2 separate regions of the Homo sapiens genome follow, and region 1 is linked to region 2. The links are chromatin contacts, found by Hi-C or POLR2A ChIA-PET in ENCODE. All regions are on one chromosome and are shown on one strand. The core of a region is the stretch at or near the end of the contact, and the rest is flanking DNA. Distances in the headings are between cores, read along the strand shown. Region 1 has its middle 15 kb from the start of LINC01936. Region 2 overlaps LBH (LBH regulator of Wnt signaling pathway).

Region 1 (6,154 bases), core at 59-2,558, 110 kb after region 2:
GTTTTGTACCAGAAAGTGGTCACAACCCTGGCTGCCTCATATGTGATGTTGTGGAGACAGTAACAAGGAACACTTCAAAAAGAGAAACTTTCTGAAAATAAACCAAAAGTGGCCTATGTGCACAGGTACAAGTCCATGAGGCAGCCTCTCAGCTCTTTCATATTGTTTGTCCCAACACCGCTACTTTGCCCAGCCTGACGCACATAGGCATGGAGATGCTGAGCGTCAACACGGTGGAGTCATATCACGTGATCACAGATCCCAGCTTAGGTGCAGTCATTCGAGCCACTGAGCCTGCTGTTCTGTTTAGTGAACATATGCCCCAGGAGCCAGAAGCCAGCCATCTGCCTGAGTCAGCCCTGGCCCCAATATGTGTGAATATGAGTCTAGTGCTTAGTGATACACACTTCCACACAACATGGTCCCTAAATGTAAGACAATCACTCCATTGCATGTGCACCCAAAATCACAGCATCTGTTCCCAAGCTGATGGAAACGCCAATTTGTCAGAGTCTTCAACATGGTACCTTCTGAAGGAAGAGTCAAGGGTGAGTCTGATCATACGTGATCTTTCCTTGTTTGCTGAATTTAGAGAGTAACTCTGCTTAAAATGTTACTCCCTATATGTGTAGGTTGCAGACACCCCTGGATTCTTTGGGGGCAGTTCCCCAGGTCCTGCTACATTTGCTGTTGACATTCCCTTATTTTCTTTCCATCCAGCTCCAGACCCTTGTCCCCAGGTTTTGACCCCACCCAGACCTTTGCCTGGGACGGAAAGCTGCTTCATTTCAGGAGACACCTGAAGTACCTGGGTTGGTTCAGAGACTACCAGAAGTTTTTGGACTTCTTCTAGTCCTTTAATGGCCAAAAGGACTCAAGGGCCTGGCATGTAATGGAAAAGGCATCACCTCTCTCATGGAACGCAGCTGGAAGGACCAACCCCTTCATAGTTACAGGAATCTGAGCTATGAAGACACTAGCCAGGCAACAAGGCCCTGGGCTCAGACACAGATGAAGTTTCTCTGGAAGAGAAATCTGGCCTGTTACAGACCTGGGAAGTGCCAAGGCTTAGCTCCTGAGAAGGATTGCTGGTGCTGACAGCTGGGAGTCAGGACTCCAGGGCCACTTGTATGGAAGCTGGTGCCCGTGGTGCAGGAGGATGGGGGCTCTGGATTCTGCACCACCCCCCATAGACTGGCCCCTCAGAGGGCTCCTGTGGTGTCAGAGCCCTCTCACAAGCGCCTGCCGTGGTTATCAGCTGAAGCTGAGTGCTTGTGGAGTGTGGACAGAGGGCAGAGGGAGAGAAGCAGCCATGGGCTTCCTGCCAGGAAGCTCAGCAGCTCCGAGGAGACTGGAGAGTCATGGGACACAGTGCGTCCTCCCCAGAACAGCCTCCAGCCTGCCAGTTCAGAGCACACGCTTGGAGGCAGGAAGGCTGAGGTCCAACCCCATTCCTGCTATGGGCCAGCTGAGAGCTGTGGACAAGTCATTCGGCTTCTCTGAGCCGCAGTCTTCTCACCTGTAAAGCGGGGGTAATAATACCCTCCTCACAAGGTTGTTGCAAGGCTTTGTGGGGAAAAATACAAAGTGCACAGAGTTGTTCAGTAAGGCGTGGGCCTGCGGGGAAAGGCGGGGCCATGAGCTGGCCAGGGGAGGAAAGGACAGATGGGGACTCCAGATAATGAAAGCATCTTTGCATCCTCAATGATATAATCTGGGTTTGTTGTTGTTGTTGTTGTTTGAGACAGAGTCTCGCTCTGTCCCCCAGGCTGGAGTGCAGTGGTGCAATTTCAGCTCACTGCAACCTGTACTTCCCGGGTTCAAGTGATTCTCCTGCCTCAGCTTCCTGAGTAGCTGGGATTACAGGTGCCCGCCACCATGCCTGGCTAATTTTTCTGTTTTTAATAGAGACAGGGTTTCGCCATGTTGGCCAGGATGGCCTCGAGCTCCTGACCTCAGCTGATCCACCCTCCTCAGCCTCCCAAAGTGCTGCGATTACAGGCATGAGCCACCGCGCCCGGCCCATCTGGAGTTTTTTTGTTTGTTTGTTCCTCATAAAGGCTACGAGGAGAGGAAGGGGCCTAGAACACAGGATGGTGGAAGAGGGGCTCATGGGTGGAGGGGAGGAGAGCAGATGAGCAGGGACCCTCCCCCTTCCTCGGCAACCATGGGGTTTGCCACACATATATTTTTGATGTCCCATGTATCAGGTGGAGATGTCAACTTCTATGAACTGAAATAAACTGTTTCCCTATGTGTAAAATGAAGGGCACTTCAAGTCTGTCCAAGTACAACCAGGTGTCTCTAGATACCCCGAGCCTGAGAAATCACCCGTGTAGATGCACACAGGCATACACTCACACATATGCACAATCACATACACTCACATTTTGTTACCTGGGTTCAAATTAGACTAGCTGATAGTTGAGGATAGCCATGGGTTCCAAGCTTAGGCACATCTTTGCTGTGGCTGTTAGGCCTCACCCAGGTTGAGAGAAGGACTAAGACCCAGGTCTACTTGCTTGTCTGGTCTCTCTATATTATCCTAGTAGCAAGTTAGAGAATTGCGCCAGGGAGAATGCAGCAGAAAAGAGGAGGATATGGAATCATCCTAGGGCAAGCCAGGAGGCAGGGGTACAAGGGCCTTAGCTTTCCTGTACCCCCAGATACAGCCCAGAGTGAATAAAAAGCTGAACTCAGCCCAGGAAGGTCCTGGAAGACCTGCCAGTGCCTGAGTCACACAGTGATGCCTGGGCTGAAACCAGGGGGAGTCAGGGAGTAACATTTACAGGGTCTTCTCCCCATGGCTCTCTCAACCCAGGACCAAGCATGGTGGCTTCCTGAGAGTAGCAACACTGAATCATTGAGTTATTTATTCATTCACCCCACAACCACTTCTGATACAGACCTACACCCTGCTTTGGGGGAGCTCAAAGCTTATTTCCTGCTCCACACCCCCCACCCCCAATGCTTCCTGCGCCACTGACTTCCCAACAGGATAAAGGAAGCCTTCTCCTGGAATCTGAGTGTAATGTGGGCTGGATTCAGGTTAGCCAAATCCAGGGGAAGGCAGGGTTTGAAGCCTCTGGGTTTGGCATGTCCTGGCAAGCAGCGGAGTAAAGAAGATTCTCCTTTACCCTGTGCCCCGGTGCCTCATCTCCACTCTGTGCCTTCTCAAGCTGGTGGCAGGCTGAACCAAATGCCCCCACGTTGGTAAGTGTCACCCACACCCCCTAGCCACCATACCACAGGTCAGCTCCTGACAAACGTGCAGGTGTTAACCAACAGACACGCCACGAGGACACAGAGGGAGGCGACAGATTCTGGCCTGGGGATTCGAGGAAAGCTTCACAAAGGAGGAAGAGATGAACCAGGCCTGAGAGCTGGTTAGAATGTTGACAGAAGACTGAGGGAACATTGTCAGCAAAAGCTCAGAAGCAAGAACAAATGAAGGGGGAAGACAGGTCGCTATGTACCTCAAGTGACTCACCAACTCGGAACAAAACACTTCCCTTTACACGGTTGAAGGGACATGAGCTTTGGAATCCAAAAGATCTGGCCACTTACTAAACATGTGGCCTTAAGTAAATCACTTAACCCCTCTCTACTTCAATTTTCTTATCTGTGAAGTGAAAATATTTCTACCAATTGTACCCATCTCACAGGGCTGTCTGAACCGCAAATATATCATCACAAAAGCAACTAGCTAGTGGTTGCTTAGCATGTGGGAGACACTCGGGAAGTACTGGGTGTCTCCTTCTCTTCCTTCCTTCCTTCTTTGGGCCTCCATTTCCTCTTCCTTGAAATGACAGGAAGCTACTCTGCCCCCACCCCAATGCCATTTTGCTCTGGAGACCAGTGGATGACTGAGACATTCCAAATTCCTCAGATGCAAACAGCAGAAAGAAAAACAGACTGTGGACTAAGTTGGTATCAAATGTACACGTGATTTTCCCAAGACAAGGTGCCTTTAGGCTCTGTGCAAGAGTGAAGCTTCAGTGGAGAGCCAGGGATAGAGCTGAAGCTAACAGGGAGAGGAGAGAAGGGAGAGAAGAGAGGGCTAAGTTTTTTTTCATTTGCAGAGCTCACAGCTCAGCCAAATAACATCTTTAAATACTATTGACATGACAAAGCCAAAGTTCTTGGCTTAGGCTGCGATTTTTTCTGTTCTTTTTTTAAATCCAGATTTGAAGAATGTACCTTCTTTAGAACTATGTCTGCCAGTCCAGTCATTTCTGCCCATGACGGTCCAGCTCAGAGCTGAATCAGGTTTGCCAAGGTCAAGGAACAAGTTCCCTGGCTCCAGCAATGCACACTTAGGGAAAAGAAATTGGGTGCTACAGAAAGCCAGGCATGGACGATTCCTCCTCATGGAAAATGAGCCTCCTCAATGTCGCTTTCTGTCACTCTCTTAAACTCCTATTCCCCTTCACACTCTTGCGTATGTATACTTGCATGTGTGCACGTGTGTGTATGTGTTTACAGGTACAGCGCGTGCCTGGCTGCTGTGTGTCTGCTGTAGGTCTTGCTTTCTTAATAGGGTAGGATTTCCACATCCTTCTGCAGCTAGGACTGCAAGAATAAAGTGCAATGGAGAAAGTAGGTAATTATTCCTTTTCTTCGGGTTTTAAACTACTTCCACCTAAAATAAGGTAATTGAGGTTGGAGTGGGTGGTCCATCCTGCTCGAACTACCCATATGATTACTTCACTTTTCCCATTCACTTTGCGTGCATAAGACATGGCATCCATATCATCCAGGTCAAAGAACATATACATTAAGTAAGCCACATAAATAGAGATAGAGGTCACCAGCCCAGTCTCTCCACAGGTGGCACATTGAGTCATGTAACCAACAAGTATTTTTTTCAATCAGCAAATATTTATGGTGCCAGACACTGTGCTAGATGTTGGGGACACAATGATGACTAAAGCGAACATAGCCCTTGCCCAGATGGAGCATATATTTTAGTAAGGAAAAAAGAAAAAAATAAGTAAATGAACAAGTGCAATGGTTAGAAATTATAATGAAGATCAGAATGAGTCACAATTTTTCTATGCTTATTGTACGTAATTTTTGGTAATAGCCCACAAAAATAATTTACACCTGTGAGTGAAGTTTGATCATCTGCAATTGTCCCCTCTCCCAGCTACCTGGTTCCTTGTCTAATTGCTGCCACAAGCCCTTTCTCAGGTCAAGGGCTGTCCTCAAGACTTTATTAAATAAACAGGTGTAAGGTGGGTGCAGCGGCTCACACCTGTAATCCCAGCACTTTGGGAGGTCAAGGCGGGTGGGTCGCTCCAGGTCAGGACTTCAAGAGCAGCCTGGCCAACATGGTGAAATGTCATCTTTACTAAAAATACAAAAAAAAAAAAAAATTAGCCAGGCATGGTGGCACATGCCTGTAGTCCCAGCTACTCGGGAGGCTGAGGCAGGAGAATCGCTTGAACCCAGGAGGCGGAGGTTGCAGTGAGCTAGATCAGGTGTGCAGGGAAAACCATCGACTCCAGCAGGAGAAGCCCCGAGCCTATGACGTCTAATAGCTGAGTGACCCCGAGCAAGTCATTTTTCTCATCTGTGAAATTAGCATCCTACCTACCCTACCAAACCAGAGGGTCCCCGTGGGAACCAAGGAAAACCAAAGCAGAAATTCTCTGAAAAAACTAACACTCCAAATGAAGGAGGTGCTGTTGATAAAGTTTCTCCAGAAAGAAGTCTAGCAAGTCTGAGAGGGAAGAGGACATCCTCCCCAAATGAATGGGAGAGGAGAAGAGGAGGAGAAGTGGGAAGAGAGGAGCAGGAGGAAATGGGGAGGAAAGAGGAGGGGAAAAGAGGGGAGGGGCAGGAAAGGGAGGGAAGCGGGAGGAGAGGAGAGTAGTAGTAGGGGGAAGAGAAGAGGGGAGGAGAGGGCAGGGGAGAGGAAGAGAGGAGAAGGAAAAGCTGGAATGGTAAACTTTTCCTGACTTGGCAGCCAAGATGAGAGAATGAAACGGTGCAGGAAGAGGTATCCTGTTGGAGAAGCTACATAGTGCTCTATAATAAGCGCTGTTCACTGCCTCCAGAGGTTGTACAGGTGGAAAATACCAGTGAGTTCCAAAGAGGTTTAGCTAATTCCCACTGGACCAGGCCAGCCAGGTGGAGACAGCTGGCCCAG
Region 2 (5,310 bases), core at 1,030-3,529:
CAGCCTCCACTGTTGGTCGGTCAAACAAACGCCCTGGGATTCCCAGGAACATCCTGCTGCCTTCATCGTCCGCATACTAAATCATCAATCCAACGAGGCAGCCACTCGCCACACAGGGCCATTTAAGGTTACATTAAATTGATATTTATAGTATATAATATAAATTTCTATTAATAAAAATTAAATAAAAAATAACACTTTAGCCACCATTCTTATTTTTTATTGTCAGTAGAATTTTTTTTTTTTTTTTTTTTTTGAGAAAGGGTCTTGTTTCGTCACCCAGGCTGGAGTGCAATGGCACAATCTCTGCTCATTGCAGCCTTAACCTTCCAGGCTCAGGCAATCCTCCCACCTCAGCCCCACAAAGTGCTAGGATTACAGGCATGAGCCACCCGTGCCTGGCCAATTTTAGCCACCTTTCAAGTGCTCCATAGTCACACATGGCAAGTGGCTACTGTACTGGACAGCGCAGATAGAGAACATTTCCATATGCAGAACATTCTTTTGGACAGCACTGATCTATACAGCCAGAAATTCCAGTATCTTACAGACCATCTCTTCCTGCTACGAAGCCTTGAAGCTCCCTTGACCTTTCAAGTGAATTCATTTGAGTTCCCAAAATGCCACGGCCTGTTGGGACTGGAGGCCACCAGGCAAAGGATGCCTCCGAAGAGGTGTCCCCTGTAAAATTCACCATCACCATGGCCAGGCATGGTGGCTCATGCCTGTAATCCCAGCACTTTGGGAGGCTGAAGTGGGAGGATCACTTGATCCTGGAAGGTTGAGGCTACAGTGAGCTGAGATTGTGCCATTGCACTCTAGTCTGGGTGACAAAACAAGACCCTATCTCAAGAAAAAAAAAAAAAAAAAACTAATAAAAAATAAGAAAGGTGGCTAAAATTTTTATTTTATTTTTATTAACAGAAATTTATATGTGATATAATATAAACATCAATTTAATGTAACTTTAAATGGCCCTGTGTGGTGAGTGGCTGCTTTGTTGGATAGATGATTTAGTATGAGGATGATGAAGGCAGCAAGATGTTTCAGGGAAGCCCAGGGCGTTTGTTTGGCCGACCAACAGCAGAGGCTGTTGGAGCAGAGAATCCTGGGCCTGAGGGTGAGCTTCTGAGATGAACAATGGTGCTTACTTTTCTACACAGTGGAGAATGCAAGACCTGGGAGATTCATGGTGTGTGTAAATGTCAAGGCTTCATTCCATTTGCAAAGGATGGAACTTGGTGATATGGCTTGGCCGTGTCCCCACCCAGATCTTATCTTGAATTGTAGTTCCCATAATCCCCTTGTCTCATGGGAGGGACCTGGTAGGAGGTAATTGAATCATGGGGGCGGTTACTCTCATGCCATTCTCATCATGATAGTAAGTGAGATCTCATAAGATCAGATGGTTTTATAAGGGGCTTTTCTCCCTTTGCTCGGCACTTCTCTCTCCTGCCACCTTGTGAAGAAGGATGTGTTTGCTTCCGCTTCCACCATGATTGTAAGTTTCCTGAGGCCTTCCTAGCCATGTGGAACCGTGAGGCAATTAAACCTCTTTCCTTTAGGCCAGGTGCAGTGGCTCATGCCTGTAATCCCAGCACTTTGGGAGGCCAGGGCGGGCGGATCATGAGGTCAGGAGATTGAGACCATACTGGCTAACATGGTGAACCATCGTCTCTACTAAAAATACAAAAAATTAGCCGGGCGTGGTGGCGGGCGCCTGTCGTCGAAGCTACTCAGGAGGCTGAGGCAGGAGAATGGCGTGAACCCAGGAGGCGGAGCTTGCAGTGAGCAGAGATCGTGCCACTGCACTCCAGCCTGGGTGACAGAGCGAGACTCCGTCTCAAAAAAAAAAAAAACCTCTTTCCTTTATAAATTACCCAGTCTTGGGGATTTCTTCATAGTAGCATGAGAATGGACTAACACACTTGGTGTCCATTGGATTCATTTCAGCCATCAGCTTTGGCAGCCCAATGTGGCTGCTGGATGTGGAGTCCAGGGCTGGCAGAGGGAGGAAGGTGTAGGGCTGGGAGAATCACAGCTGGGGGTGGATTCTTCTAGACCTGCCCTACCCTGGGCTGAGGGTGAGAAATGCCTCTGAGAGCTGCAGAGAGAAGGGAAAATGATTTGTGTTTGTTTTTGCCTTTCTGTAGTACAGAGAGAAGGAGCACTTTGGGGAAAGAGGTTTAACCAGAAGCAGTTTCTTTTGGGAACAGGGGCAGTTCTTTACTCCCTGCCAGTTCCTGCAGGCAGGCAGCATGCCGGCCTGGCCTGCCGCCTCAACCCCTACCTGTCATGTGCTTGGCAAGTCTGACTCAAGTCCTTTTTTCCACTGCCTACCCCACCCGTCAAATTGCAGTTGCAACCTCTCATTTTTCTGCTGCCTAGATGATTAAAAAGCATGACTTAGTGGAAAAATGTTGACCTCCTTGGGGTCAGCCTCTGAAGCAGCTGTCAGAGATAAGATTGTGCTGGCAAATTACTCAGCAGCACTTTGCAAGGCTTTCTGTCTGTCTGTAAGGAAACCAGAAGCTGTTGGTTCTGGGTACTTTTTGTGTTTGGAGAGAGCTACAATTTTGAGGCCCAAATGGGTATAATCTGATAATAAAATAAGATCTCTGATGGAAGGGTTCGATTATTGTAGTAATTTTTAAAAATACAATTAATAGGCTTTGTAAACAAACAAACAAAAAAATTTAAACAGTGCTTGCTTCGAGCAATTCAGGGAGCAAAGTCCTCTGGCAGCTAAGCAGTATCAGAAGTTCAATTCTCAGACCTCTTGCAAGGTCTTAAAAGACTTAATTGTGGAGCTCTCGGTATGAATGGCGCTGTTTGGAATTATTTTAATTACTGTGTTCATATGACTCCCTCTTGCTTGGAGATTGGATGCTTACTGTAGTTCTTTTGAAACTGCTCCAAAGAGGACATTATAGTTTCAATTTTGCTTATGTCCTCAAAGTATTTTATCATCTTTATATTTGCCAAGAACTTGTACCCATCTAGTGAGACAAGAAGGTCACCTCATGTCTCAAAAGGAGAAACTGAGGTGTTTGGGGTTGAGAGGACTTGACCGGAGTTATACAATGGTGGTCAAGGACATAGTGAGCACCTGGGTTGTGTGGCTTAACCCATGCTATCAAGTGAACGCTTCATTTGAAGTCCTACAGGTCTGAGTTTGGATCCCAGTTCAGCTGCTTCCCAGGTGCGTGGCTTTGAGCAAGTCACATACCGTCTCTGTGCTTCAGGTTTCTTATCCACAAAATAGGGTTACAGTAGTCCCCGTTATCTCTGGGGGATACGTTCCAGGACACACAGTGGTTGCCTGAAACCACAGATAATACCAAACCCACATATGCTATGTTTTATCCTATACATCCATACCTGTGATAAAGGTTAATTTATAAATTAGACTCAATGTGAGATTAACAATGATAGCTAACAATAAAATAGAACAATTATAACACTATACTGCAACAAAAGCTATGTGAATGTGGTCTCTCTCTGTCTCTGTCTCTGTCTCACAATATCTTATTGTACCGTACCTACCTATCTTGGGATTGCAGTTGACCGTGGGTAACTGAAACCAAGAAAAGCAAAACTGTGGATAAGTTGGGGGGTGGTAACTAGAATTATTGTGAGGTTTGAGATTCTGCTCAGGAAAAATTTCATCCATCATCATCATCATTAGATTTTTTTCCTTATTTTAATGAAAGACCTGTTTCCAGCTTGAAGTGAAATCCAATGCTTCCCACCCCTCTCCTCCTCTTCGTCCTCTTCCTCCTCTCTTCCTCCTCCTCCTCCCCCTCCCCCCCTCCTCCTTTTGCTGGGCCTGCCCTGCTTGTCATGCCTTTTGCTTTTCCTTGGCTTAGGCTGTCATAGTTAGAATTGGGTTTTCACTCTCCCAGCCCTGACAATGTGGCCCTGGCACAGGTAGGCACAATCCTGGCAGTGAGGTCAGAGGGTGGAGGCAGGGCCAGGCTCTTCACAGGGCAGGTCCCCCTCTCCTCTTGACAGCTTATGGCGCTGTCTTGGATCCTGAAGGTTTAAAACAAGCATTGGGACTGGGAAGCTCACCTCCTGGGCTGGGGCCCTCACAGCTGCCTGGGCAGTGAAGGCCCAGAGTCTTACTCTCCCTCCCTGCTCAGTTTTCCATCTGTGAAATGGGGTGGAGACCCAGCAGCAGCCTAATCCATTTTCCAGAAGGCTCAGGCACTGAAAACAGCAGATGTAGGTTTGAATCCTGGCTCTGCCATGTGACCCACAGAGTCCCGGGTCTTACTATTCCTAGAGTGGCAGTGAGCCCTGAACGAGCTGACATCTGAAAGAGCTTCGTGACCTGTAGTGGGCTTCCCTCCATCGGGGTCCCTCTCACCCACTCTCAGAGCTCATGCTTGGAGGGCGCCTTGTGTCCTCACAGCCCATGGGGGGCTCTGGCCCCACCCAAGAAATGAGGACGCACCCAAAAAGCCCACGTGGCGCTCCTCGCTCGGCACATGCACGTCTGGGCACAGCGCCGTCTGAGGGCAGAACTTCTGGGCCAACCTGGTCAGGAAGACAGAGCCCAGAGTCGGGGTCCGTGTCCCCCTCTGCCTCCGTGACCCACACTGGCCCATCCCCTCCCTGGACTTGTTTTCCTCCTGGCTGCCATTATGATACCTTTTATGAGCCTCGTTAAGTCTTTAATGATGCCTGGTTGTGCAGCTGGCTTAAGGCTTAATCCCCAGCAATAGGTCTTATTGGATAAATGGTTAATAATCACTCGTTTGCAGGTATTGGGAAGGCTTCACTGAGGCCTGTGATTCCTGGAAGCCCCACGTGGCCTGTGATGTGGTGAGAGTGTGACTTGGCTGGGGCAGCACTGCATGGGGTTGGGTTGCAATAAGACCGGGTATCCTCAGAGCACCACAGAAGTTGGGAAGGCCTGAGTTTGTAAAAGGGCCTTTCTTCTATGTCCTGGTAATGGGTGACTCCTGTCTGCTGCCGTGGGCCTGTCCCCATCTGGATCAAGGTGCAGGCAGGACCAGGCAGCCCCCCAGATCTCTTCAAATGTGTCTCCACCCACTCAAAGTTTTGCTTTCCTTTCTTGTGCCATGAACAAGCTGTGTGACCTTAGGCAGGTCTCCTGACCCCTCTGGGGCCTTGAGTTGCTCATCTACCAAATGGAGAGGTGGGAAGAGATGGCCATGAAGGTGCCAAGTGCCTGATTCTGGGAGCCCAGCATCCCAGACAGAGGCTTCTCTCTCTAGCTCTGGGGTGTGTCACTGAGGGCTGTGAATGGCAGGGACCAGCAGCCCAGCGGATTAAGTACTT

What was found. Hi-C counts contacts between places; a loop is a spot of excess contacts on that map. ChIA-PET counts read pairs that join two places held with the same protein, here RNA polymerase II (POLR2A). Pooled maps may share reads with other maps.
Region 1: a loop to region 2 is called in a pooled map, with 6 times the contacts of the local background. The contact joins two enhancer-like sites. A Hi-C loop is called at or near these places in 2 of 168 maps with a recorded cell type or tissue (endothelial cell of hepatic sinusoid and posterior vena cava) and 5 of 50 pooled maps. POLR2A ChIA-PET finds 5 or more read pairs at or near these places in 13 of 52 experiments (A549, BJ, CD4-positive, alpha-beta T cell and 10 more).

The regions. Positions count from the first base shown.
Region 1 is chr2:30,358,748-30,364,901 of GRCh38, forward strand. No RefSeq gene overlaps it. Among named protein-coding and RNA genes, the nearest start is that of LINC01936, 15 kb to the left of the region's middle. Within about 2 kb of position 1,309, at least 18 of the 41 ENCODE cell types and tissues checked have a DNase peak (open chromatin) inside an H3K27ac peak, as active enhancers do; they include CD8-positive, alpha-beta T cell, where a contact is called at or near this core.
Region 2 is chr2:30,250,817-30,256,126 of GRCh38, forward strand. The region is part of intron 2 of LBH (LBH regulator of Wnt signaling pathway); the gene reads left to right. Among named protein-coding and RNA genes, the nearest start is that of LBH, 22 kb to the left of the region's middle. Within about 2 kb of position 2,280, at least 23 of the 41 ENCODE cell types and tissues checked have a DNase peak (open chromatin) inside an H3K27ac peak, as active enhancers do; they include CD8-positive, alpha-beta T cell, where a contact is called at or near this core.